2 separate regions of the Homo sapiens genome follow, and region 2 is linked to region 1. A link is an interaction called in ENCODE POLR2A ChIA-PET data of the cell type or tissue named here. Cell type or tissue: PC-9. All regions are shown on one strand. Each heading gives the region's core, and the rest is flanking DNA. Links, peaks and the distances in the headings are about the cores only. Region 1 has its middle 41 kb from the start of C6orf15. Region 2 overlaps MUC21 (mucin 21, cell surface associated).

Region 1 (16,698 bases), core at 3,630-11,629:
ATTCAATCTCAGTCTTTTTGCTGCTCTCCAAAGATCCCAGAGTTGTACATAGGATTGAAGCATAAGGAACATCCTTAAAGTCAGTAGCAACTGGCCTGTACTAATTATTCCCAGGATACGCATATCCCTTTGTGGCAGCAGTTCTGCCAGAGGCACAGGGGCTTTACCCAGTCAGTCTCCTTCAACTTGCCACGTAGCTTTCTCCAGAATAAGTCCACCCCCTCAGGGTGCTACCGTGAAGGAGAGTATGGTTTTGGCATTTGAGAGCCCAGAGAGATATACATGAAGATCTGGTCTCTGGAGAGTATTGAAGGTAGAAAAGACAAGGAGAAGATGCTGCAGAACACCCATAAGGGAAGAAAAAAAAAATGAAGCCTCAATGAATAAGGGAAATACCTTTCTAACCACTCCTGGGACCTGAACTACAAGATTTGGTAGTTGACTCTCAAACCATAATATACTCATACTCAGATGACACTTATAAGTTGTCGCACATATCTGTGCATTCCATGCCTTTGGTAAATGCATACAGTTAATCATACAGCTAATCCTCCTTTTCTCTTTATGAAGTCCAGTGTTTAAAGGACCTCTTCAGGTGTCATCAAGGAGTCATACCAGGTCCAGCTGAACCCAACTTGCACAAGTCCAGATTGAGGACACCAGGCAAGTAAGCACACCCCTCTAGATTGTGCCTGAACAGGATTTATGCCTTTTGGGGAGTGTCACCTCTCATTAAAACGTCTGCGAATGCACACTCTGGTCCAGTCCCCTGTCTTTCTAAACAAGAATGTTTGGTGAAGCAACAGTGATTCAACACTCTCCCTTAGCGAGGTATTGTTTGACACCTTAGAAAACACGTAGTTATTTTTCAGATCTATTCAGGACCTTTCTTGTGATTCATCTAAAACAAACCCCTCTCTTCAGTCTCTACAGATTACCATATTTATTTTCTTTATGGAGCTGACGACAATCTGAACTTATGCTTATTTACGTGTTAACTTATTTGTTTTATGTCTGTCTCCTTCCACTAGAATGTCAGTTCCTTGAGAATAGGGGTTTTGAGGACAATATATGAGATAGATTAGATATTTAATAATCATATGCTTCATTGAGCCTCTGATGCACATCTTCCCCATTGGATCGTAATCTAAAATTGAGATGTCGGATGGGCGTAGTGGCTCACACCTGTAAACCCAGCACTTTGGGAGGCTGAGGCAGGTGGATCACTTGACGTCAGGAGTTGGAGACCAGCCTGGCCAACATAGTGAAACCCCGTCTCTACTAAAAATACAAAAATTAGCTGGGCGCTGGTGGCACACACCTGTAGTCCCAGCTACTCAGGAGGCTGAGGCAAGAGAATCACTTGAACCTGGGAGGTGGAGGTTGCAGTGAGCCGAGATTGCACCACTGCACTCCAGCCTGGGTGACAGAGTGAGATGCTGTCTTAAAAAAATAATAATAAAAATAAAATGGAGATGTCCACTGGCTGCAGTGGTTCAGGCCTGTAATCCCAGGACTTTTGGAGGACAAGGTGGGAGGATTGCCCAGAGCTAGGAGTTAGAGACCTGCCTGGGCAACATCGCAAGACACTGCCTAAAAAAAAAAACCAAGAAACGTTTAAAAATGGAAAAGTGTCTTACACTTGATAGCACATCATGAACCAGTCAGTAGCACTCTTTCTTCCTTAGTGGGGCATAAGTAATGCTGCATCTTGCATTCAACGTCATCTTAGATGGGATGAAATACACATTTTGGAATAAACGAATAAATGTATGCTTTCTTTTGGTGCTATTTCTTCTGTTTTGGTCTTATTTGTAAACACAAGGAAATTAGGATTCCTTTTTTTTTTTTTTTGAGACAGAGTCTCACTCTGTCACCCAGGCTGGATTGCAATGGTGTGGTCTCAGCTCACTGCAACCTCCGCCTCCCAGGCTCAAGCAATTCTCCTGCCTCAGCCTCCTGAGTAGCTGGGACTATAGGCGCGTGCCACCACACCCGGCTAATTTTTGTATTTTTAGTAGAGACAGGGTTTCACTATGATGGCCAGGCTGATCTCGAACTCCTGACCTTGTGATCCACCCACCTTGGCCTCCCAGAGTGCTGGGATTACAGGTATGAGCCACTGCACCTGGCCTAGGATTCCTTTAGTAACTGTCTAGTATGGTGCTGGGAATTCTTTTGGGAACAGAGGCAGCCAACCAACAGAAGTGAATGACATAGTTCTTACCCTCAAGGACAAGAAAACCAGCAATTACAGTGCAACATGCTAAGTGCTACAATAAAGGAATGCTTTCGGGCAGAGTCCAGAGAAGGGATCTCATTCAGCCTGTGCAGATCCTGGAAAGCTTCCCAAGGGATAGGGTAACTGACCGGAGACTTGTGACATATTTGTGGGGCACTTTGAGCTGCTGTCACATATGTGGATTCTTTTGATCTTCACATCACCTCTGTGAGGTAGGAGAACCATCCTGTCTTAGAAATGCAAAGACTGAAGTTCAGAGAAGTTAAATAAATTGTCCCCAAACCTCCTTAACGGTAAGTGGCAGGGAGGGGTGGGGGGTGAGGGAGTTAAACTCAGGTTTCCTGGCTCCAGGATTACTCACTTTTTATCTCATTTGGACTGAATCTCAAGTGATGAACTGTTCTGCACTGTCTCTACAAAAATCACTCACAGGTATGAACACTTTTATCCTTCAGTCTTCTCTTCTTTAGGCTTGCAATGGCAGGCTCTCGGATCTTTCCTCCAATCTGTATTGGGTTTTGAGCCAAGCAAGAAAAACCAGACACAGTCCCTATTCTTGAGGAGCCCCCAGTCTGAAAACAAGTCGTGGATACACAGAAAAAACATTCTTGTGTGTGTGATGGATGGTAGGGAACGTGTCATCAATTGTGACATTTATGGCATTTATTTGCCTTTACTAGTGAGTTCTGCTTTTTAAGATGTTTGCGACTTCTCAGGCCTCACCCTCAAAAGAATTTGAAAATTGAACACAAGCAGAGATGTTTTGTTTTCAACTCAGGACCTCACCCAGAGTTTTTTAGGCAGCAACCCTGAACCAAGTTGGCCTCGAGGTATTCGTGAGTTTCCATACCCAGAAGACTTTTTCAGCTTCTACCTTCTACCCATGAAAGGAGGTGGCATGGATGTTTCCTTTTTCTTTTTCTTTTTTTTTTTTTTTAGTATTTATTGATCATTCTTGGGTGTTTCTCGGAGAGGGGGATTTGGCAGGGTCATAGGACAATAGTGGAGGGAAGGTCAGCAGATAAACAAGTGAACAAGGGTCTCTGGTTTTCCTAGGCAGAGGACCCCGCGGCCTTCCGCAGTGTTTGTGTCCCTGGGTACTTGAGATTAGGGAGTGGTGATGACTCTTAACGAGCATGCTGCCTTCAAGCATCTGTTTAACAAAGCACATGGTGCACCGCCCTTAATCCATTTAACCCTGAGTGGACACAGCACATGTTTCAGAGAGCACGGGGTTGGGGGTAAGGTTATAGATTAACAGCATCCCAAGGCAGAAGAATTTTTCTTAGTACAGAACAAAATGGAGTCTCCCCTGTCTACTTCCCTCTACACAGACACAGCAACAATCTGATTTCTCTATCTTTTCCCCACATTTCCCCCTTTCTATTCGACAAAACCGCCATCGTCATCATGGCCGGTTCTCAATGAGCTGTTGGGTTCACCTCCCAGACGGGGTGGCTGCCGGGCAGAGGGGCTCCTCACTTCCCAGTCGGGGCTGCCGGGCGGAGGTGCCCCTCACCTCCCGGACAGGGCGGCTGGCCGGGCGGGGGCTGCCCCCCCACCTCCCTCCCTGACGGGGCGGCTGCCGGGCGGAGATGCTCCTCACTTCCCAGACGGGGCGGCTGCCGGGCGGAGGGGCTCTTCACTTCTCAGACGGGGCGGCCGGGCAGAGACGCTCCTCACCTCCCAGACGGGGTCGCGGCTGGGCAGAGGCGCTCCTCACATCCCAGACGTGGCGGCGGGGCAGAGGCGCTCCCCACATCTCAGACGATGGGCGGCCCGGCAGAGATGCTCCTCACTTCCTAGATGGGATGGCGGCCGGGAAGAGGCGCTCCTCACTTCCCAGACTGGGCGGCCAGGCAGAGGGGCTCCTCACATCCCAGACAATGGGCGGCCAGGCAGAGACGCTCCTCACTTCCCAGACGGGGTGGCAGCCGGGCAGAGGCTGCAATCTCGGCACTTTGGGAGGCCAAGGCAGGCAGCTGGAAGGTGGAGGTTGTAGCCAGCCGAGATCACGCCACTGCACTCCAGCCTGGGCAACATTGAGCACTGAGTGATTGAGACTCCGTCTGCAATCCCAGCACCTCGGGAGGCCGAGGCTGGCAGATCACTCGCGGTTAGGAGCTGGAGACCAGCCCGGCCAACACAGCGAAACCCCGTCTCCACCAAAAAAATAGGAAAACCAATCAGGCGTGGCGGCGCGCGCCTGCAATCCTAGGCACTGGGCAGGCTGAGACAGGAGAATCAGGCAGGGAGGTTGCAGTGAGCTGAGATGGTGGCAGTACAGTCCAGCTTCGGCTCGGCATCAGAGGGAGACCGTGGAGAGAGAGGGAGAGGGAGAGGGAGAGGGAGACAGTGGGGAAAGGGAGAGGGAGACCGTGGGGAGAGGGAGGGGGAGAGGGAGACCGCGGGGAGAGGGAGAGGGAGAGGGAGGGGGAGAGGGAGACCGTGGGGAGAGGGAGAGGGAGGGGGAGAGGGAGACCGTGGGGAGAGGGAGAGGGAGAGGGAGGAGAGGGAGAGGGAGGGGAGGGAGAGGGAGGAGAGGGAGGAGAGGGAGAGGGAGGAGAGGGAGAGGGAGGAGAGGGAGAGGGGGAGGGGGAGGAGAGGGAGGGGGAGGGGGAGGGAGAGGGAGAGGGAGGAGACTGGATGTTTCCTTTGATCATCTATCACATCTTTGCAGAGGACATATAAGCCTGTGCATGGCTATGAGAACACAGTGGAGAGCCATGTAAATAGCTTTTGCCTTCAAGGTGCCTGGCAGAAGCGAATGAATATTGCTGTCATGTACATGCAAACGTTGTGAAATGCTTCAATGTTCCACATCTTCTTTGGAGACCTTTAAGAAATTCATGGAACTTTCAGCAGTGATATTTACCACCAACAATGTAATCAAATGGGGCAGCAAGCAAAATGAGCTACTACTAATGCACCATGGAGCAGAGGAATTTTCTCTTGCGCTAACACCACAACAGACCCATTCTTTCATTTGGATTAGTATTCACTACTTGTGCTTAGTTGCTTGCAGTGGATACCCAATTTGTGAAGTGAGCTGAGGTATAATGCAGTATTGTATACTGGAACACAGGGGCTGCAAAAGCAGAACTCACTAACAAAGTCAAATGCCATGAACGTCACAATTGATGAAAACTGGCCATTTGAAAAATCTAGATATGATAAAATTGTTAAATTGATGAGGATGAAGATTGGATTATAGTATATATTCAGCATGCAAAAACAGATAATCAGGGGAAATGCAGTGACAGTCAAAGCAACTATGGAAACAATATCCATGGCAACAAATGGCCTGGTCGGAAGAGAGGCCCAAAGACTGCCTGTGTCTTCCTGATGAAATGTCTGGTAGCCCCCTAGTGGCAATGACCGGGTAGTGGCCCTCTGCGAGATGGGCGCCTCTCTGGAGATTGAGCGCCACTTCTGAGGGCCTGGAGAAGTTGACTTGTTTTGCATCCCACGGGGTCACCCCCACCTCCCCCTTTCCTTGCACTCACTGACATGAGACACAACGTATGTCCACAAACAACTGCTGCTCCTCATTGCATCTAAAGCTCCGTTGCCGGAAAACATACCATTATTTCATGCAGCACTAAGAGGAAAACACAGCGGGTTAAACTATGACACGCCATTGATTGTAAGACGCATCCCTATTCAAGAGATGATAAATGGGAAAATAAATATATGTCTTACAACCTATAAAATATAAATGACTTTCGGCATTTATATTATATTACAGGGTGAGGTGGCTCACACCTGTAATCCCAGCACTTTGGGAGGCCGAGGCGAGTGGTTTGCTTGAGCTCAGGAGTTGGAGACCAGCTCGGATAACATAGCAAGACTCTGTATTTAAAAAATATATATATATATATGTATATATATACACACACACATATATATAAATGACTTTCAGTGATTCATTTAACATTTTCAGATACTTGTTCCCTCACAAACTAAACAACTAAACCATTAATTAATTAATTCACTCATTCTACTCACATTTATTAAGTGTGGATTATTGGACAAGCACACTGACGTCAACACTGAGGATACAGCAGTGAGCTGGTGTCCTGTCTTTAGGGGGCTTTTGTTACAGTGACTTGGTTTCTGATTATCTTTGTCACACTGAATCTGTGAGTCAGTGAGTCCGTGACCCTAAGTGAGTTTCAGAGTGAAAACAGACACCAGATAAGAAGCCAGAAAACCTGGGTTCTAGTCTAGTTCTTCCCCTTAATAGTTTATTTAATCTGTCTCAACCTTATTTTATCTACTTATAGTCTATCACGGTTAAATTGAGAAATAGTTATATTTTTCTCATAGCAGAGTCTTTCAAACAATACGCAATGACAATCAAAATAGCAAAGTAGCTGTGGAAACAGTGTCCATGGCGACCAATGGTCCCATCTTTTCTTTCTTTCTTTTTTTCTTTCTTTCTTTCTTTCTTTCTTCTTCTTTTTCTTTCTTTTTCAAGGTCTCTGAGTTTCAAGTCAAGCCTAAAAAAAATTTTAAGTTTTTTTAATTTGCTGGAATGCAGTGGCATGATCATGGCTCATAGAAGCCTTAATCTCACTGGCTCAAGTAATCTTCTCACCTCAGCTTCCCAAATAGCTGGGATCATAGGCATGCACCACCATGCCCTGCTACGTTTTATTTTTATTTTTTCAATAAAGATTAGGTCTCACCATGTTGCCCAGGCTGGCCTTGAACTCCTGGACTCAAGGTATCTTCCAGCCTCAGCCTCCCAAAGTGCTGGGATTATAGGCATGAGCCACAGCACATGGACCTCATCTTTCTTTCATGTCACTAGATCAAGAAAGCTCCAGAGTTTTTCTTGTTCCCTTCAGGTGTCAAGCAATATCATTTTATGTATATAAACATCTAATTCAGAATAGTTTCACTCTTTTTTCCTATTGTCCTGCATAAAGCTTCCCCCTCCCCAGTGGACAGACTGCAATGGGCTGGCATCTGACATTTGTCTGCAGACCTCATGGTAGGAGACAGGCTGGTTTTCTGCCCTGGGAGTGGGAGTGTAGGAAAGGAGGAGGCACTGGGGACCTGTATCCCAGGTTTTCAGGGCAAGGCTGTGTAAGTATTTCCAGCAGACTAGTGTGAGGCATGCTAGGAAGCGAGCTGATGTGGAGCCGAGCTAATCCTGTCTGATGTGGCCACCTACAGGCATCAACAGGCCTCAGCAGAGAGAAGCTGAAGTGATTACTGCATTCCTATGAGCTGTGGGAGGAATAAATCGTGGAAAGAAATCCTCATTTGCAACTGTATGGCATTAGGGGTGAGGGGTCTCGGAAGAAGCACCCAAGGAGGAGGAATCCCCTGTAAGCCCCTACCAGTCCCAGAGAATGCAAAGCCCTCTTGCAAACCGTGCCTGCTCCACGCCCCAGACCACTCCTTCCCCCAACCCTTCCCCATTCTACTCAACCTTGGAGGGTTAGAAACCACCATTAGCAAGACAGGAGAAGAAGGATAGATGCATAATGTTGAGGACCTGTTTCCCCATTTCTCATCTTCCCATCCTTGCAAAGCCCTTGCTGGAGGAAAGGAGACTTACCTTTGGAACTAAACGTTGAGTTTCTGAATTGGCATTGTGTTTGGTAATATAAAATAACTACAGGACCTAAGAGAGATCAGAACAGTCTTAGTACTGTCCATATTTTCATCTTGGAATGGGGAAAACTGGCTCCACTGAGCAAGTTAAGGACGTCATAGACTGATCTGTAGATGTTCAATGAAATCTGTAATTCAAGACTAAATAACGTATTCTTGGCTGGGCACAGTGGCTCACGCCTGTAATCCCAGCACTTTGGGAGGCCGAGGAGGCGGGCGGAGGGCAGATCACCCGAGGGCAGGAGTTTGAGATCAGCCTGGCCAAAGTGGTGAAACCCCATCTCTATTAAAAATACAAAAATTAGCCAGGCGTGGTGGTGTGCACCTGTAATCTCAGCCACTCGGGAGGCTGAGGCAGGAGAATCACTTGAACCCACGAGACAGAGGTTACAGTGAGCCAAGATCATGCCACTGCACTCCAGCCTGGGCTACAAGAGCAAGACTCCATCTCAAGGAAAAAAAACTAATTAATAATAATAACTTATTCTTGAGACACATGCGATGCAAGACAAGTATTTATTGCTAGGATCTCCTCAGGTAAGCTGTGCAGTAAGTCTGTGCTGTCCTACATGGTAGCCATTAGCCACATGTAGCAACTGAGCACATGAAGTGTGGCTAGTCCAAATACAAATGTGCTCTTAAGTGCAAGACACACATGAGATTTCAAAGACTTAGTACAAAAACAGTAAAATATCTCACTAATAATTTTTATGTTTATTACTTGTCAAAATCACAATATTTTGGATATGCTGTGTTAAATAAAATTTACTATTAGAATTAATTTCACCTGTTGTTTTTTACCTTTTTGATGTGACTACTAGAACTTTGTAAATTACACGGAGCTCGCTTTCTGTGGACATGTAGTCTCTCTCACAGAGAAATACATGTATATTTCTGCTGGACATGTAGTCTCTCTCACAGGTCATAAGGCACTGAGGTCACAGGCCATAGGTTGGGATGTTTCTCCTCCAGAGAGTAGCTCATTCTCACTTTAAATCATCCTAAAGAACACAGGTACTGGTAGGTAGGTGGGCCGCAAGCTGGATTGAGTGGGGAAACTTCCTGCTGTCTTTGAACCAGAACAAGAACAGAGTTGGGAGCCTGTATTTTGCATAGTGAAGGCACACTCAAGGGAGCCACCTATCTTGGGGAGTTATGCTGGCCCCCAAAACTCAGAGCGTGCTAAAGGTGAGGCAGAGAAGCCTCCTGTAGCAAGTGCATACAGGGAGGGGCGTGGGCCTCTGAAATCTGAAAGCACCATGTCTCATTTCCAGTTTTAAGTGTACCTGGAATTCTCTTCTGTTATCCCTAGGTCTTTAGTGGAGCCTGATTAAACATGAGGCTGAGGGCAGCTGTGGGAGCTGAGGGTGGATTCTGTGCCCACTCGTGGCCCCCCCACTGGCCATGGCTTCCTCCCCAGCAGGCCTCGACAGCAGTCTCTGGAGCCTCTGGCCCAGCTTGCTGCGGGTCGCTGCTGTTCTCTTTGTGTCTCTTAGCCTGTGACTTCAATGCAGTCATCTCATTTCTGGGAATCTATCCAATTCTCAATTGTGTAAAAAGCTTTATAAACAAAAAAAGTGCATTACAGTTTACTATCTTAACAAAATATTGGAAGCAGCAGAAACATTTAGCAGTAAAAACTATAAATTATAGACTATGTACTTTGTGCATCATTGGGAAGCCACTTAAGTGACTTTTATTAAAACTTATATTAACAAAGAAGACAATAGTGTCATAATAATTTATTTAAAAAGAATTAAAGGCCAGGCACAGTGGCTCATGCTGTAATCCCAGCACTTTGGGAGGCCGAGGCTGGCGGATCACTTGAGGTCATGGCAAAACCCCATCTCTACTAAAAATACAAAAATTAGCCAGGCGTGGTTGGTGGGTGCCTGTAATTCCAGCTACTTGGGAGGCTGAGGCACGAGAATCTCTTGAACCCGGCAGGCAGAGGTTGCAGTGAACAGAGATCACGCCACTTTACTCCATCCTGGGTGACAGAACTAGACTGTCTCAAAAATAAATAAATAAATAAATATAAGGAATTAAGGAACACACAATTATATATGCAATTGGTGACAATAAAATACAACCCCTCAAAAAGAACAAAAACAAAAACCTAAACAACAACAACCACCTAGGTATAAAGAAAAGACTAGAAAAAAATGTTTTAAAATGAAACCATAACTGTATTAGGGTTCTCCAGAGAAACAGAACTAAAACCTCTCTCTCTCTGTCTCTCTCTCTCTCTCATATAGATGAGAAGACACACTCAAAGGAGCTCATATAGGTGAGAGAGAGATTTTAAGGAATTGGCTCACACGATTGTGGAGATTGGCAAGTCCAAAATTTGCAGGGAAAACTGGCAGGCTTGGAGACAAAAGTTAATGTCACAGTTCAGGCCTAAGGGCAACCTGGAGGCAGAATTCCCTCTTCCTTGGGGGATGTCAGACCCACTCACATACGGGAGGGTAATTTGCTTTATTCAAAGTCCATCCATTTAAATGTTGATTTCATCTACAAAATACCTTAGTAGAAACATCTAGAATAATGTTTGACCAAATATTTGGGTACCATGGCTTAAGCATACTGACACATGAAATTAACCTTTGGCTGGGCACAGCAGCTCATCCCTGTAATCTCAGCACTTTGGGAGGTTTAGATGGGTGGATTGCTTGAGCCCAGGAGTTCAAGACCAGCCTGGGGAATATAGTGAGACTCTGTCCCTACAAAAAACAACGAGAAAAAATTAGCTAGGCATGGTGGCGAGTGCCTGTGGTCCCAGCTGCTCGGGAGGCTGAGGTGGGAGGATCTCTTGAGCCTGAGAAGTTGAGGCTGCAGTGAGCCGTGATTGTGCCACTGCACTCCAGCCCGAGTGACAGAGTAAGACCATGCCTCAAAAAATTAATTAATTCATTAAATTTAATAAATATTTTTAAAAATTAACTTTCACAATGATCTAAGGCTTACTACTTTAGGATTTGCTTTTGAAATACTTTTCTGTGTTTTCCAAAATACATAAAATAATAAAGATGTACTTATGATGGAAAAGGCCTGTGTAAACACATTTTAAAACACAGCCTCCTTGGGGTAGCCCCAGAGTCCCAGGGCTCTCCATGGCCCCTTGGACACCTTTCACAGCATTCCTCACCTCTGTCTTCTACCATTATTATGCATGTCTGAATATGTCTTCCTTTGCTAAACATCAAACAGAGTTTTAGGACTGGGATTCTAGAAAGTGAGAGAAGGCAGGCGCAGAGGAGGCAGTGGGAGCCTGCCTGAGGGCATTAACGTCAGTCCTGGGCTATGTGCTGGCTCCTCAGGACCGCCCTTCTGAGGGGCACAGACACGTGAGTGGAGGGAGCTCATGTTCCAGTTTCTTTGCAAAAATCAACTTGATAAAGTTTTTCCTGTTTTGTTAAAATTGCCTAAAATTTTTTAGCAATACTTCATTTGATTTTCTCTAATGGTTTCTGTCATTTCTTTGAGTTTTAATTTATTGCTCATGCTTTAACATCCCAGTTTATGTCTTGCTTAATTTAATGTCCATATAGTTGACCCTTGAGCAACATGGATTTGAACTGCATAGGTCCACTTAGGTCCACTTATGCATGGGTTATTTTCAATCAAATGCAGATCACAAACACAGTAATGGTGACATGTGAAACCCATGTATACAAAGGCCCAACTTTACATATATTTGGGACCCAAAGGGCTGACTGTGGGACTTGAATATGTGTAGGTTTTGGTATACACAGGAGTCTTGGAACCAATCCCCCTCATATACCAAGGGACTACTGTATATCTGCTTTGTTTATTTCTTTTTTTTTTTTTTGAGGTGGAGTCTCACTCTGTTGTCCAGGCTGGAGTGCAGTGGCGCCATCTCGGCTCACTGCAACCTCCGGCTCCCGGGTTCAAGTGATTCTCCTGCCTCAGACTCTCAAGCATCTGGGACTCCAGTCACCCGCCACGCCCAGCTAATTTTTTGTATTTTTAGTAGAGACGGGGATTCACCATGTCGGCCAGGTTGATCTCCAACTCCTGACCTCAAGTGATCCGCCAGCCTCAGCCTCCCAAAGTGCTGGGATTACAGTCGTGAGCCACGGTGGCCAGTCTCATTACCATTTGTTAAGAACTCATTTGGGCGGGCAACAGGTATACATCGCCTCATGAAAACTGAGTCACTCAGCCTGTGCTCCCACCTGGACAGAACACCATGCAGCCTCTGCTTAGAGATGCTCCACAGGAGCCAGTGTGGAAACACCAGGGCCAGGCATCCTTTAGAAAACCATTTTGGGATTGCTCCAGCTCATGAACCAGCAGTTAACTGAGTCACCAGCCATATCATAAAGCATGACTACAACTACGCAGGCCTGGTCCCTAACCCCATGTTGTTACAGCAAAATATAACCCATTCTTATTTCAGAAAAAGAAAAAAAGCTAGATGTGATGGCACATGCCTGTAGTCCTGGCTACTTGGGGGGCTGAGTCAGAGGATCAGTTGAGCCCAGGAGTTCAAGGTCACAGTCAGCTGATTGTACCACTGCACCCCAGCCTGGGCAACAGAGGGAGACCATCTCTAAATAAAATAAGACAAAAACAACAACAAAAAAAAAACAGAAGAAGAAAATATACCAAAATGTTAACAATGTCTTCTATCTTTATTTATTGGGGTTAGAAATTACTTTTGTTTTCTTATATTATGTATATTTTATTTCAAACCTGATAATTTTTTTTTCCTTTTTGAGACAGGATCTCGCTCTGTTGCCCAGGGTGGAGGGCAGTGGTGCGATCTCGGCTCATTGCAGCCTCAGCCTCCCAGGCTCAGGCAATCCTCCCACCTCAGCTCCCTGAGTAGCTGGGGCTACAAGAACACGCCACCATGCCTGGCTAATTTTGTTCGCTTTTTGTAGAGATGGAGATCTCACTACGTTGTCCAGGCTGGTTGCAAACTCCTGGACTCAAGCCCTCCTGCCTCGGCCTCCCAAAGTGCTGGGATTACAGGCGTGAGCCACCATGTCCAGCCAATGTTATTTAATTTATTTATTTTTATTTATTTATTTTTTTGAGACAGGGTCTCATTCTGTTGTCCAGACTAGAGTGCAGTGGTGCAATCATGGCTTATCGCAACCTCAACTTCCCTGGGCTGAGGTGATCCTCCTACCTTAGCCTCCCAAGCAGCTGGGACTACAGGTGTGAGCCACCACACCTGGCTAATTTTTGTATTTTTTGTAGAGATGGGGGTCTTACTATGTTGCTCAGGCTGGTCTTGAACTCCTGGACTCAAGTTATCCTCCCACCTCGGTGTCCCAAAGTGCTGGTATTACAGATGTGAGCCACCATGTCCAGCCTTATTTTTAAAAGAAGGAGAAAATTATTGAGCAAGAGAGTCTCTCTGCAGTTCTTAAGATTGCTGTCAGAACCACCTCAATACTCTTTCTGCAGTCTGTGCTTTGAGCAGCAATATAAAAATGCAGCATTTTATGAGCATTAATAGCAGGGAATGTAAATTAGCCTATTTGTTTTGGCTCTGCTTTGCTTCTGATCATTAGAGGCCAGCAAAAATAGAATGAGAACTGCAAACTCCCTCTTGTTCCCGGAAGATCTCTCCACAGCATGGCATATCAGTCAGATTTCTGGGCTGTCTCATCTCCGTCTCCGTAAGAAAGGATCTTGTTGGAAATACATTGAGGCATACACTGAAGCAGAGGCCCCAGTGCCACCTGGGCAGAGGCAAGCCAGAGAAAACAGAGGGAAATGAAAAGAAAGACTTCCTGGTATTCACTTCTACATACTGCCAGCTAAGCTGCGCTGGGTACCCAGAGCCCACCCACCACATCTACACCACAAATTCAACTGGGACTTCGGGCTTTTTTTTTTTTTTTTTGAGTCTGAGTTTCGCTCTTGGTTCCCAGGCTGGAGTACAGTGGCAGGATCTTGGCTCACCACAACCTCCGCCTCCTGGGTTCAAGTGATTCTCCTGCCTCAGCCTTCCTGAGTAGCTGGGATTACAGGCATGCACCACTACGGCTGGCTAAGTTTTTTGTTTTTTTTTTTTTAGTATAGACGGGGTTTCTCCATGTTGGTTAGGCTGGTCTTGAACTCCTAACCTCAGATGATCCGCCCACCTTGGCCTCCCAAAGTGCTGGGATTACAGGCCTGAGCCACTGTGCCTGGCCGGGCCTTCAGGCTTTATGTAGCTGATTGAACACAACCATCTCTGCTCCCAGCAGAAATCCCACCAAAATGTGATAAAGGGGTTTTAAAAGGCAAGGACTGACAAGAACAAAAGGCGGGGGGAGAGGAGAGAGAGAGAGAGAGAGAGAGAAACTGACTACACAATCTAAATAAATAGAGAATAATGATCTGGATAACAAATAGACAAAGGTCTTAGCAGATAAGAGAAATTTAAAGGTAAAATGTCAGTGGGAGAATCCCAGAAGCAGGCTGATTTCACATAGCAGAACCCCAGTAAGGAATGGAGAAACCAAGTATCCCAAACGTGAGTGTGCAAGAGGCCTGGAACCAGAGGCTGATGGTCTATGTAAGAAGCCACTAGAACCCTAGATCTCCTAACTCAACGCACATGGCAGAGTGACCCCCTATATTCCACCCTAATGAGTGGTTTGCTCGCTGGAGGCGTTGAACCATGCCACATCCTGGGAACCACAATGAAAATCATTTAAGGCTGGGCGTGATAGCTCATGCTTATAATCCTAGCACTTTGGGAGGCCAAGGCAGGAGGATCACTTGAGTCCAGGAATTCAAGACCAGCCTAGGCAACAGAGCAAGATCCCCAGCTCTACCAAAAAAAAAAAAATTACATATATATATATATAGCCTATGGCCTTCTGGCTTTATGTGGCCAGAAGAAAACAAAATAAAATAATTTAAAAAATAGAAAATAAGTAATAATAAAAGAAATAAAATAAGAGAAGCAATAAAAGAAAAGAAAAAGTCATTTAGGATTATGTAAAAGCCTGCCTATCGAACAGTAAGGCTTCCTGGTCCCCTCCATGAAGTTGGTTCTGAGAACTCCAGCAGCCAGACTTGCCCCAGGCCGATTAATAGAGAAACCTTCTCTGGAGAAACTGACCAGACAAGGAAAAACACCTAGGAACACAGGAGTAAGGGGGTTCTGACGGATATTAAGCTACTGTCACTTGACTTCAAAACCCTCTTCCACTCTCTCCTTCCCAGCTGGCTCCCTCTTAGGTGTAGAGGGAGGTGTCAGCACTGGAGGAAGAAGGGATCCCTTCCCTTGTTGGCCTCCCAATCCTGCCGGCATCACCACAGCCGAGGATCTTCAGCCCTGTAGCAACAGCTGGTCCAGCAGCAGTAGCAAGTCCCAAACTGTGGTTCTTCCTCACTCCCGGCAAAGGCCTCTTCCCGTGGCCTCAGTGATACCGGCTCACTGGCCAGGCTCCTCCTTAGGAAACTGAATTCTAGCTCCGTGGGGCCATCCTCCCAGATTCTCCCATTGAATAATACTGACCTCTTCCCTCAGTTCCCCAAGACTGAGGGAGAGGCAGTTGCCCCATTCCTGATTCCCACGCGTTCTACCTCTGCGGTATCTCAGTGCTCTTTTTGTCTTTTTAGATCTCAATATGTGGTTAACAATCCTTTATATAAAATTACCTCTGTCTGGGCGCGGAGGCTCACGCTTGCAATCCCAGCACTTTGGGAGGCCGAGGCAGGTGGATCACCTGAGGTCAGGAGTTTGAGACCAGCCTGGCCAATATGGTGAAACCCTGTCTCTACTAAAAATACAAAACTTAGCTGGGTGTGGTGGCAGGTGCCTGTAATCCCACTACTTGGGAGGCTGAGGCAGGAGAATCATTTGAACCCGGGAGACCGAGGTTGCAGTGAGCCGAGATTGTGCCACTGCACTCCAGCCTGGGCAACAGAGTGAAATTCCTTTTCAAATAGAATAAAATAAAACAAAATTACCTCTGTTTAAATATTTGGATTTTTTTCTTTCACCTGACTAGACCCTAATACAAGGGTCTTCTGGAGAAACAGTTCAGCCCATTTGCACTATGGTGAAGCCCACTGAAACCTCCCCCCATCCCCAACACACACACCTGGAGTTTCCAAACAGCTTAAGATCTAACTAAGCCAAGGATTACTGTATCATTCACAAAGCCCAAGCCCCAATTTGAGCAGAGAAAGTTTATTATTAGAAAGAATTATTGGCTGTAACAGGCTAAAAAGACGTGCAGAGAACTCCAAAGAATGCTGTAGGGCCGCGGGAGAGTACCCAAAGAAGGACACACGTGGAAGCATCCCCACCCCAAAGCTGGATTCAGAACTCAAGGCAGAAAGTGTGCATGTGCCCACCAGGTACCAGATTATTTCCCTGGGATGCCCAGGCCAAAGCCTGTGAACAGTCATGAGCAAGCAGGAAACTGGGGGGGTCGCGGCATCGGGAGCCCACTCACTGCATGCAAGGCCTGGGGCATGCAGGGTCCACGTCAGGGCCAGCTCGCTGGGGGAACGCATGCTGTCAGCACGCAGCTAGGACAGAGACCACCGGATGTTCCCACCTGGCCACTGATGGGCCCTGCCGCAGGAGCAACAAGAATCACAAACCATAGCTCCCGGAACCAGAGATAAAAGAAATTCTTTCCTCTGGCAGTGTCCCTCCGGCGCCCTCTACTGAGAAAGCTTAATATTGTGCTGGCTGCGAAGGAGAACCGCTTAATTCAATACAGATCAGTTAAGAGGATGGATTTACGGTTGAGAGGCAATACATTGATAAGAAACTAGTCATTATGGGATGAAAACCACTGACATGAAAGACAGGTATTGAAAACACAAGAATTAAG
Region 2 (10,469 bases), core at 150-8,149, 80 kb before region 1:
CTGAGTCCAGCACACCCTCCAGTGGGGCCAGCACAGCCACCAACTCTGACTCCAGCACAACCTCCAGTGGGGCTAGCACAGCCACCAACTCTGACTCCAGCACAACCTCCAGTGAGGCCAGCACAGCCACCAACTCTGAGTCCAGCACAACCTCCAGTGGGGCCAGCACAGCCACCAACTCTGAGTCCAGCACAGTGTCCAGTAGGGCCAGCACTGCCACCAACTCTGAGTCCAGCACAACCTCCAGTGGGGCCAGCACAGCCACCAACTCTGAGTCCAGAACGACCTCCAATGGGGCTGGCACAGCCACCAACTCTGAGTCCAGCACGACCTCCAGTGGGGCCAGCACAGCCACCAACTCTGAGTCCAGCACACCCTCCAGTGGGGCCGGCACAGCCACCAACTCTGAGTCCAGCACGACCTCCAGTGGGGCCGGCACAGCCACCAACTCTGAGTCCAGCACAGTGTCCAGTGGGATCAGCACAGTCACCAATTCTGAGTCCAGCACACCCTCCAGTGGGGCCAACACAGCCACCAACTCTGAGTCCAGTACGACCTCCAGTGGGGCCAACACAGCCACCAACTCTGACTCCAGCACAACCTCCAGTGGGGCCAGCACAGCCACCAACTCTGAGTCCAGCACGACCTCCAGTGGGGCCAGCACAGCCACCAACTCTGAGTCCAGCACAACCTCCAGTGGGGCCAGCACAGCCACCAACTCTGGGTCCAGCACGACCTCCAGTGGGACCAGCACAGCCACCAACTCTGAGTCCAGCACAGTGTCCAGTGGGGCCAGCACAGCCACCACCTCTGAGTCCAGCACGACCTCCAGTGGGGCCAGCACAGCCACCAACTCTGAGTCCAGCACAGTGTCCAGTGGGGCCAGCACTGCCACCAATTCTGAGTCCAGCACAACCTCCAGTGGGGCCAACACAGCCACCAACTCTGGGTCCAGTGTGACCTCTGCAGGCTCTGGAACAGCAGCTCTGACTGGAATGCACACAACTTCCCATAGTGCATCTACTGCAGTGAGTGAGGCGAAGCCTGGTGGGTCCCTGGTGCCGTGGGAAATCTTCCTCATCACCCTGGTCTCGGTTGTGGCGGCCGTGGGGCTCTTTGCTGGGCTCTTCTTCTGTGTGGTGAGTGCCTAATATGTAAGAAAATGCCTGGGGGAAGGAGCAGCAGAAACACAAGGAAATGGGTGTGAATAGAAGGGGTCTCAAGTCAGGGGTGGGTAGGGAGGAAGGGAGATCAGGAAAGAGTAACACAGAGACATGGTAGGTCAATGCAGAGGAAGCTGCTGACCTGCGGGAAAAGGGGGCCACAGAAAGGACTGGAGAAAGGAGAACTAGGTAAAGAGTGTGGTTGGAAGTGGGAGAAGATTCCAGAAGGCGTACGTGGTAAAGGCGTGGGAGACAGGGATGCAATTCTGAAACTATTGACTCTTCTTTTTTTAGAGAAACAGCCTGTCCCTGAGAAACACCTTTAACACAGCTGTCTACCACCCTCATGGCCTCAACCATGGCCTTGGTCCAGGCCCTGGAGGGAATCATGGAGCCCCCCACAGGCCCAGGTGGAGTCCTAACTGGTTCTGGAGGAGACCAGTATCCTCGATAGCCATGGAGATGAGCGGGAGGAACAGCGGGCCCTGAGCAGCCCCGGAAGCAAGTGCCGCATTCTTCAGGAAGGAAGAGACCTGGGCACCCAAGACCTGGTTTCCTTTCATTCATCCCAGGAGACCCCTCCCAGCTTTGTTTGAGATCCTGAAAATCTTGAAGAAGGTATTCCTCACCTTTCTTGCCTTTACCAGACACTGGAAAGAGAATACTATATTGCTCATTTAGCTAAGAAATAAATACATCTCATCTAACACACACGACAAAGAGAAGCTGTGCGTGCCCCGGGGTGGGTATCTAGCTCTGAGATGAACTCAGTTATAGGAGAAAACCTCCATGCTGGACTCCATCTGGCATTCAAAATCTCCACAGTAAAATCCAAAGACCTCATTCTTATCTGTGTGTCTGCATTTTCTAATCCTTTTTGCCCCAGGCAAGGTCCCTGTATCTCTGAGACACCCCGATTGGCTGGAGAATTGACTTGGGAGAGATAAGGAGGGAGGGCGGGTGCCAGCATGCTATGGGCTCCTGCGTGAGGCCTGTGGTACACAGAGATTAGGTTGTGATACATGAAGAGCCAAGAGCAGGATGAGGTGGAGGCGTTACAACTACCTGCTCTGTGTGTGGGGGGGGAGGGGGGAGGGGGGTACGCATATTCACTTGAAGTCGAGGTTCCCAGGGCATTTCCATGTGCTCCAGGCCTGACTACCCATCAGGGTGGAGGAGCTGGTGACACTCATCTCCCTGAGTGCTCCCTGGTTTCCCAAGGGAAAGACTTTCTGGCCTGCTGAGGTCGAATCTTCCAAGAGGCTCTTGCAAAGACCCGAGATTCTCATAAATCCCCGCCCAGAAGAGCTGCACGTATCCCTTTCATGAGTCCAGGGAAGAGGGTCCTCCAGGTCTTGGAAGACAGAGGGGAGCTGCTTTAGAGGCTAAGTTGCTTTGAGCCCACAAGGTAATGGAGGGCTCCTACTTGGGACAGAGCCCTCAGCAGAGAATTAGCAGTCTGTTGGTGGGTTCACCCCAACTCACAGCAGTAGAAACTGCTCCATCTTCCACCACTTATTGGGTTTCTCCAGTGTCAGCAAACCAAAGAATTGGATCTTACCAATGCGGCTATAGGAAAACAGCCTGTTGCATGGTAAGAGTGATACCATCTTGAAGTGAAACCACCACAATGGCCATTTTTTTTTTAGATGGAGTTTTGCAGTGGTGCAATCATAGCTCATTGCAGCCTTCAATTCCTGGGCTCAGGCAATCCTCCTGCCTCAGCCTCCTGAGTAGCTGGGACTACAGTTTCGTGTGCCACCATGCCTGGCTAATTTTTAGAATTTTTTGTAGGGACAGGGCCTCACTCTGTTGCACAAGCTGGTCTTGAACTCCTGGCCTCCTTGAACTCCTCCTGCCTTGGCCTCCCAAAATGCTGAGATTACAGGTGTGAGCCACTGCACCTCGCCAGATGTCCAATGTCTGACTCCTGCATACCAAGGTGTTCTGTATCAAGGGCTTTAAAACAATGCCTGTAGCGTAATTAACCTCTCACAAAGATGCTTATCTAACCTCCCCAGCAGTCATGGGTTTCAGCAAGAAAGTCTGTGATGTGACCAGTTGCACATGTTTTCCCCTAAAAGCTTACTCTAGAAAGGATATTTTTTGGAGAGGGAGTGTGGGAATCCACCATCTTGTGGCCACCTCAGACATCACTTCTCTTTGGAAGACTCCATTAAATATTTCTCTGTGAGAAACTGGATTTGTCAGTCTCTTTCTTTGATCTCTTTTCCCCTCAAAATTTAGGGGTAGGTTTGTGTAGACCTGTTCATGGTAGAACATTTGGTGATCCCCCAGCCAGTAGCTGGGAGAACAAGGAATGGGTAAGGAGAATGAAGCATCTGTAAGGAAACCCCAGGGCGGCAGCCACGTCTGTGTAGGGTTGGATGGCACAACTGTTCGATACCTGTGTACCTCTGTGTGAGTGCAGGGATGCCTTGAAAATGCCAGGTGGCCTAGAGCAGTTATTAACTGAAAGCCGCATAGTGCACTGGGGTACGGAAGGTCGGCCAATAGCCACTGCAGAGGGTTGGGTGCTTCTTTTGGCAATGAAGATCCGGCTAGCAGCAGAAGCCAAAATTAAATGTCTAGAGAAGGAATTGCAACTAGAAAAAGACGTGTACCTCTCCATGTCTCTCCTCACATCCAACTTAGCAAACAAAATTGAAGACCAAGAGACAAAAATTGAAATGTTAGCATGTAGATTTGTCCACCTAGGGCGAAAGATATGGAAATGACCAAAAATCAGAGCTCTCATGAGAAAGCCCAACCGGGATGTGAAAACTTGGAATCCCTGGGATTGTTATGAAGAGGAAGACTGATGACATAGAAGTCACAGGTGTGGAGGGGGATGGGGATCATTGGCAAGCTCGCTGTCTCATGCAAAGGAAAGTGAAACCTAACATTGGCAGCAAAACGGGGGTCAGCTGATACAGGAGACTCTCACTGTCAGGGAACCTACCGCTGCAGAACTCTTAGAGATTGCAAAGGCCTTTAAACAACTACCGAGGAAATCCCTGGCTGCTTGGATGGTCTGATTGTGGGACACAGGGGCTGATGATATTTCCTTAACAGGAGAAGCAGAAAAAATGAGTAACATCACCACCCATGCAGCCCTGCAGAAGCATCTTTGCTAAGGCAAGGCAGACGCAAGGGAGTCATAGCTTATGGACTGGCTCATTCTAGCTATGAGGGAGGCTTGACCTAATGAGGGAAATTTACCGGGAAGGATGACCTCCTGGCAGTCAACAGAAAAGGCCCAAGGGCTTCTCCAAGAATTAGGAATGAGTCAAGTCATCTATGTTTGGGTTCTCACAGGACTTAAAACAGTTTTTTCCTGCAGGGATGAAAAATAAATTGCTGAAGGGTGCACCAGGAGAATGGCACAACCCTTGGCTCATGTTATTGAGTCCTATAAATGGGACAAGAAGTATATGATGTGGGAAGGCCAGGCACAGGGGCTCACACCTGTAATTCCAGCAATTTGAGAGGCCGAGGCAGGCGGATTACTTGAGATCGGGAGTTCGAGACCAGCCTGGACAATATGGTGAAACCCCATCTCTACTAAAAATACAAAAATTAGCTAGGTGGTGTGCCTGTAACCCCAGCTACTTGGGAGGCTGAGGTAGGAGAATTGCTTGAACTCAGGAGGCAGAAGTTGCAGTCAGCTGAGATTGGGGCACTGCACTCCAGCCTGGGCAACAGAGTGAGACCCCGTCTCAAAAAAAAAAAAAAAAAAAAAAAAAAAGGGCTGGGCACGGTGGCTCATGCCTGTAATCCCAGCACTTTGGGAGGCCGAAGTGGATGGATCACCTGAGGTCAGGAGTTCAAGACCAGCCTGGTCAACATGGTGAAATTCCTTCTCTACTAAAAATACAAAATTAGCCGGGCATGGTGACAGGCGCCTGTAATCCCAGCTACTTGGGAGGCTGAGGCAGGAGAATAGCTTGAACGTGGGAGGCGGAGGTTGCAGTGAGCCGAGATCGTGCCATTGCACTCCAGCCTGAGCAACAACAGCGAAACTTCGTCTTAAAAAAAAAAAAAAAAAGATGTATATGACGTAGGAGAAGCCATCACAGATTTGGGAGCTACTGAGAAAGCTAGGGACGGGGTGTGCTTTGTAACCCGGCAAGGGCTGACAAAGGGGAAAGATAATGCTCCACAGGAAGAAGGGGGAAAATAAGGGAAAGCGACCAACTAGAGTCAAGAACAGGCAAATGTGGCATGACTTATTGGGAGCAGAAAAATTCTGAGAAAAAAATATGTAAAAAATGTTAAAATATGGAAAATATGAAAAATGCTGTGTTAGTAGCCTTATGGAGGGAAGTACAGACTGAAGGGCTGTTTTGTCCCTTCATTTCTGCCCCTCTAGCAGAAGAGGAAGATGACTCAACCCCTCATTCTAATACTCCAGCCTATCAGAGGGGGATTCCATGCTGGGCCCAAGATTAGCAGTGGGACCAAGGTCAACCCCACGTTGCAGGTGACCAGAGGCCCCATATTGAGCTCACCATTTACTGTTCCTCTCAAAAAAATAAGGAGAAGACTATTTCCTTAGTAGATACTAGGGCAGAATATACTTTAATTCATGGAAATCCATAAATACACCCTGGTCAATGGTCTGCCATCACTGGTTATGGGGACAAACGATCTGGATGAGAAGGACTTTAATACATCTAGGTATTGGGGAAGCTCCCCTGCCCCATATGTGGTGTTTATTTTTCTTATTCCAGAAAACATTTTAGGCACAGGTATTCTGTTAGGAAAGACTTAGCAAACTTCAGTGGAAAAATTCAGATCGAAGGTGCATGTAGTGAAGACTGTTTTTTTTTTTTTTTTTCTTTTTCTTCTTTCTTTTTATTTATTTATTTATTTATTTTTTATTGATCATTCTTGGGTGTTTCTCGCAGAGGGAGATTTGGCAGGGTCATAGGACAATAATGGAGGGAAGGTCAGCAGATAAACAAGTGAACAAAGGTCTCTGGTTTTCCTAGGCAGAGGACCCTGAGGCCTTCCGCAGTGTTTGTGTCCCTGGGTACTTGAGATTAGGGAGTGGTGATGACTCTTAACGAGCATGCTGCCTTCAAGCATCTGTTTAACAAAGCACATCTTGCACCGCCCTTAATCCATTTAACCCTGAGTGGACACAGCACTCGTTTCAGAGAGCACAGGGTTGGGGGTAAGGTCACAGATCAACAGGATCCCAAGGCAGAAGAATTTTTCTTAGTACAGAACAAAATGAAAAGTCTCCCATGTATACTTCTTTCTACACAGACACAGCAACCATCCGATTTCTCAATCTTTTCCCCACCTTTCCCCCCTTTCTATTCCACAAAACCGCCATCGTCATCATGGCCCATTCTCAATGAGCTGTTGGGTACACCTCCCAGACGGGGTGGTGGCCTGGCAGAGGGGCTCCTCACTTCCCAGTAGTGGCGGCCAGTCAGAGGCGCCCCTCACCTCCCGGACGGGGCAGCTGGCCGGGCGGGGGGCTGACCCCCCCACCTCCCTCCCGGACGGGTTGGCTGCCGGGCGGAGAGGCTCCTCACTTCCCAAACGGGGTGGCTGCCGGGCGGAGGGGCTCCTCACTTCTCAGACGGGGCGGCTGCCGGGCGGAGGGGCTCCTCACTTCTCAGACGGGGCGGTTGCCAGGCAGAGGGTCTCCTCACTTCTCAGACGGGGCGGCCGGGCAGAGACGCTCCTCACCTCCCAGACGGGGTCGCGGCTGGGCAGAGGCGCTCCTCACATCCCAGACGGGGCGGCGGGGCAGAGGCGGTCCCCACATCTCAGACGATGGGTGGCCGGGCAGAGACGCTCTTCACTTCCTAGATGTGATGGCGGCCAGGAAGAGGTGTTCCTCACTTCCTAGATGGGATGGCGGCCGGGCTGAGACGCTCCTCACTTTCCAGACTGGGCAGCCAGGCAGAGGGGCTCCTCACATCCCAGACGATGGGCGGCCAGGCGGAGACGCTCCTCACTTCCCAGACGGGGTGGCGGCCGGGCAGAGGCTGCAATCTCGGCATTTTGGGAGGCCAAGGCAGGCGGCTGGGAGGTGGAGGTTGTAGCGAGCCGAGATCACGCCACTGCACTCCAGCCTGGGCACCATTGAGCACTGAGTGAACGAGACTCCCGTCTGCAATCCCGGCACCTCGGGAGGCCGAGGCTGGCGGATCACTCGCGGTTAGGAGCTGGAGACCGGCCCCGCCAACACAGCGAAACCCCATCTCCACCAAAAAAAATACGAAAACCAGTCAGGCGTGGCGGCGCGTGCCTGCAATCGCAGGCACTCCGTGAAGACTGTTCTTGAGAGAGGAAGAAAATGGGAGCCCCTACAACTTCCTGCCCCTACATGGCGTTGTCAACATTAAATGATTCATATTGTCCAGGGGGTATGCTGAAATAAGTGCAATTATTATCCTCCCAATAAGTGCAACTATTATCCACCCAGCACAAAGCCCATGAAAGAGTCTTGTCTTTTTTCGCATTCCCGTCTTTTCTTCTAGTTTTGTTATCTTGTTGGCATTATGTCAGCCGCTGAAGCTTTTACTGTGCTGCAGCCATGGCTTTTCTTTTTTTAACTTTTATTTTAAGTTCGGGGGTTCATATGCAGGTTTGTTACATAAGTAAATGTGTGTCATGGGGGTTTTTTTGTACAGGTTATTTCGTCACCCAGCTATTAAGCCTAGTACCCATTAGTTATTTTTCCTGATCCTCTCCCTCCTCCCACCCTCCACCCTCTGATAGGCCCCAGTGGGTGTTGTTCCCCTCTATGTGTCCCTGTGTTCTCATCATTTAGCTTCTACTTATAAGCGAGAACATGCGGTATTTGGTTTTCTGTTCCTGCATTAGTTTGCTAAGAATAATGGCCTCCAGCTCCATCCATGTCCCTGCAAAGGACATGATGTTGTTCTTTTTGTATGACTGCATAGTAGTCCATGATGTATATATACCACATTTTCTTTATCCAGTCTATCGCTGATGGGCATTTAGGTTGATTCCATGTCTTTGCTATTGTGAATACCACTGCAATGAACACATGCATGCATTTTTTTTTTTTTTTGAGATGGAGTTTTGCTCTTGTTGCCGAGGCTAGAGTGCAATGGTGCGATCTCAGCTCACTGCAACCTCTGCCTCCCGGGATCAAGCGATTCTCCTGCCTCAGCCACCCCAGTAGCTGGGATTACAGGCATGTGGCGCCACGCCCATATAATCTTGTATTTTTAGTAGAGACAGGGGTTTCTCCATATTGGTCAGCCTGGTCTCGAACTCCTGACCTCAGGTGATCCACCTGCCTCAGCCTCCCAAAGTGATGGGATTACAGGCATGAGCCACCGTGCCTGGCCACGTCCATGTGCTTTTATAACAGAATGATTTATATTCCTTTGGGTATATACCCAGTAATGGGATTGCTGGATCAGATGGTATCTGTCTTTAAGTCTTTGAAGAATCACCACAGTGTCTTCCACAATGACTGAACTAATTTATACTCCCACCAACAGTGTATAAGCATTCTTTTTTCTCCACAACCTCGCCAGCATCTTTTATTTTTTGACTTTTTAATAATAGCTGTTCTGACTGGCGTGAGATGATATCTTATTGTGGGTTTTTGTTTGTTTGTTTTGAGATGGAGTTTCGCTCTTATTGCCCAGGCTGGAGTGCAATGGCACAATATCATTGTGGTTTTGATATGCGTTTCTCTAATAATCAATGATGTTTAGCTTTTTAAAATATGTTTGTTGGCCACATGTATGTCTTCTTTTGGGAAGTGTCTGTTCATGTCCTTTGTCCACTTTTTGATGGAATTGTTTGCTTTTTTAAAATAAATTTGTTTAAGTTCCTTATAGATGCTGAATATGAGCCCTTTGTCAGATGCATAGTTTGCAAAAATTTTCTCCCATTCTGTAGGTTGTCTGTTTACTCTGTTGATAGTTTCTTTTGCTGTGCAGAAGCTCTTTCGTTTAGTTAAATCCCATTTTCAATTTTTCCTTTTGTTGCAATTGCTTTCAGAATCTTCGTCATGAAATTTTTGCCCATGCCTATGTCCTGAATGGTATTACCTAGGTTGTCTTCCAGGGTTTTATAGTTTTGGGTTTTACATTTAAGTCTTTAATCCATCGTGAGTTAATTTTTGTGTAAGGTGTAAAGAAGGGGTCCAGTTTGAATTGTTTGCATATGGCTAGCCTGTTATCCCAGCACCGTTTATTGAACAGGGAATTCTTTCCCCATTGTTTGCTTTCGTCAGGTTTGTTGAAGATCAGATAGTCGTGGGTGCGTGGTCTTATTTCTGTGTTTTCTATTCTGTTCCACTGGTGTATGTGTCTGTTCTTGTACCAGTACCATGTTGTTTTGGTTTGCAGTAATGTCTTATGGTATTGGGTGCTCATCTATGGAATGGAGATGGGCCATCAATCCTCAGAAGATGCAAGGCCCAGAGCCCACAGTGAAGATTTTTTGTTTGTTTGTTTTGTTTTGTTTTGTTTTGTTTTGAGACGGAGTCTCGCTCTGTCACCCAGGCTGGATTGCAATGGTGCGACCTTGTCTCACTGCCACCTCCGCCTCCTGGGTTCAAGCGATTCTCCTGCCTCAGCCTCCCGAGTAACTGGGACTACAGGCACCTGCCACCATGCCCAGCTAACTTTTGTATTTTTAGTAGAGATGGGGTTTCACCATATTGGCCAGGCTGGTCTCGAACTCCTGACCTTGTGATCCGCCCACCTTGGCCTCCCAAAGTGTTAGGATTACAGGTGTGAGCCATTGCACCCGGCCCACAGTGAAGTTTTTAGGGGTTACATGGTTGGGTAACACTCCTTTGATACTGGGTGCAATAATTGACAAAGCCCAACAATGTCAACTCCAGAAACAGTCAAAGAAATCCAAACATTTGTGGGTCTTTTGGGTTATTGGAGAGTATGCATCCCATACTTAGCACAGTTTTTGAGATCCCTATACAGACTTATCAGAGAAAGGGCACATTGGGCCTGGGACACACCACAGCAGGAAGCTTTGAACAGGCTGAAGTGTTGGTACAGCAGGCACAGGCCTTAGGCACCCCTTTGGAGGGTACAGCTAGGACTTTGGATGTTACTGCTGCTCCTGAGGATATGAGTGGGGCCTTATGGCAACCGCAGTCTAGGGAATCAGTCCTTTTAAGAAAGGAGCCAAAACCAGATACTCTCCTGTTGAACAAGAAGTGCTAGTAGTAGAGAATGCTTTACAGCAGGTGGAATTGCTAACAAAGACCCTTCCCATGACTGTGAGAATAGGTCTACCAATCAAGGGATGGTTAGAAGGATTTTTAAACAACCC

What was found. ChIA-PET counts read pairs that join two places held together with the same protein. Peaks named below come from ENCODE experiments on the same cell type or tissue, not always from the same donor. Only the 100,000 strongest peaks of a DNase experiment are listed, where the experiment ranks them.
Region 2: POLR2A ChIA-PET joins it to region 1 with 26 read pairs; 4 of 35 experiments call an interaction of 5 or more read pairs at or near these places.

The regions. Positions count from the first base shown.
Region 1 is chr6:31,063,439-31,080,136 of GRCh38, forward strand. No RefSeq gene overlaps it. Among named protein-coding and RNA genes, the nearest start is that of C6orf15, 41 kb to the right of the region's middle. RefSeq lists enhancers at 6,644-7,608, 7,609-8,572, 15,794-16,326. In PC-9, for the core only: CTCF peaks have their summits at 5,630 (motif pointing left), 5,829, 7,398 and 7,410; DNase peaks (open chromatin) are centred at 5,583 and 7,393.
Region 2 is chr6:30,986,543-30,997,011 of GRCh38, forward strand. MUC21 (mucin 21, cell surface associated) reads left to right here. Exons shown (of 3, transcript NM_001010909.5): 2 at 1-1,139; 3 at 1,458-3,361. The coding sequence ends at 1,652. Among named protein-coding and RNA genes, the nearest start is that of MUC21, 8.1 kb to the left of the region's middle. RefSeq lists enhancers at 293-1,492, 5,984-6,747. In PC-9, for the core only: no CTCF peak of the experiment used is centred there; no DNase peak of the experiment used is centred there.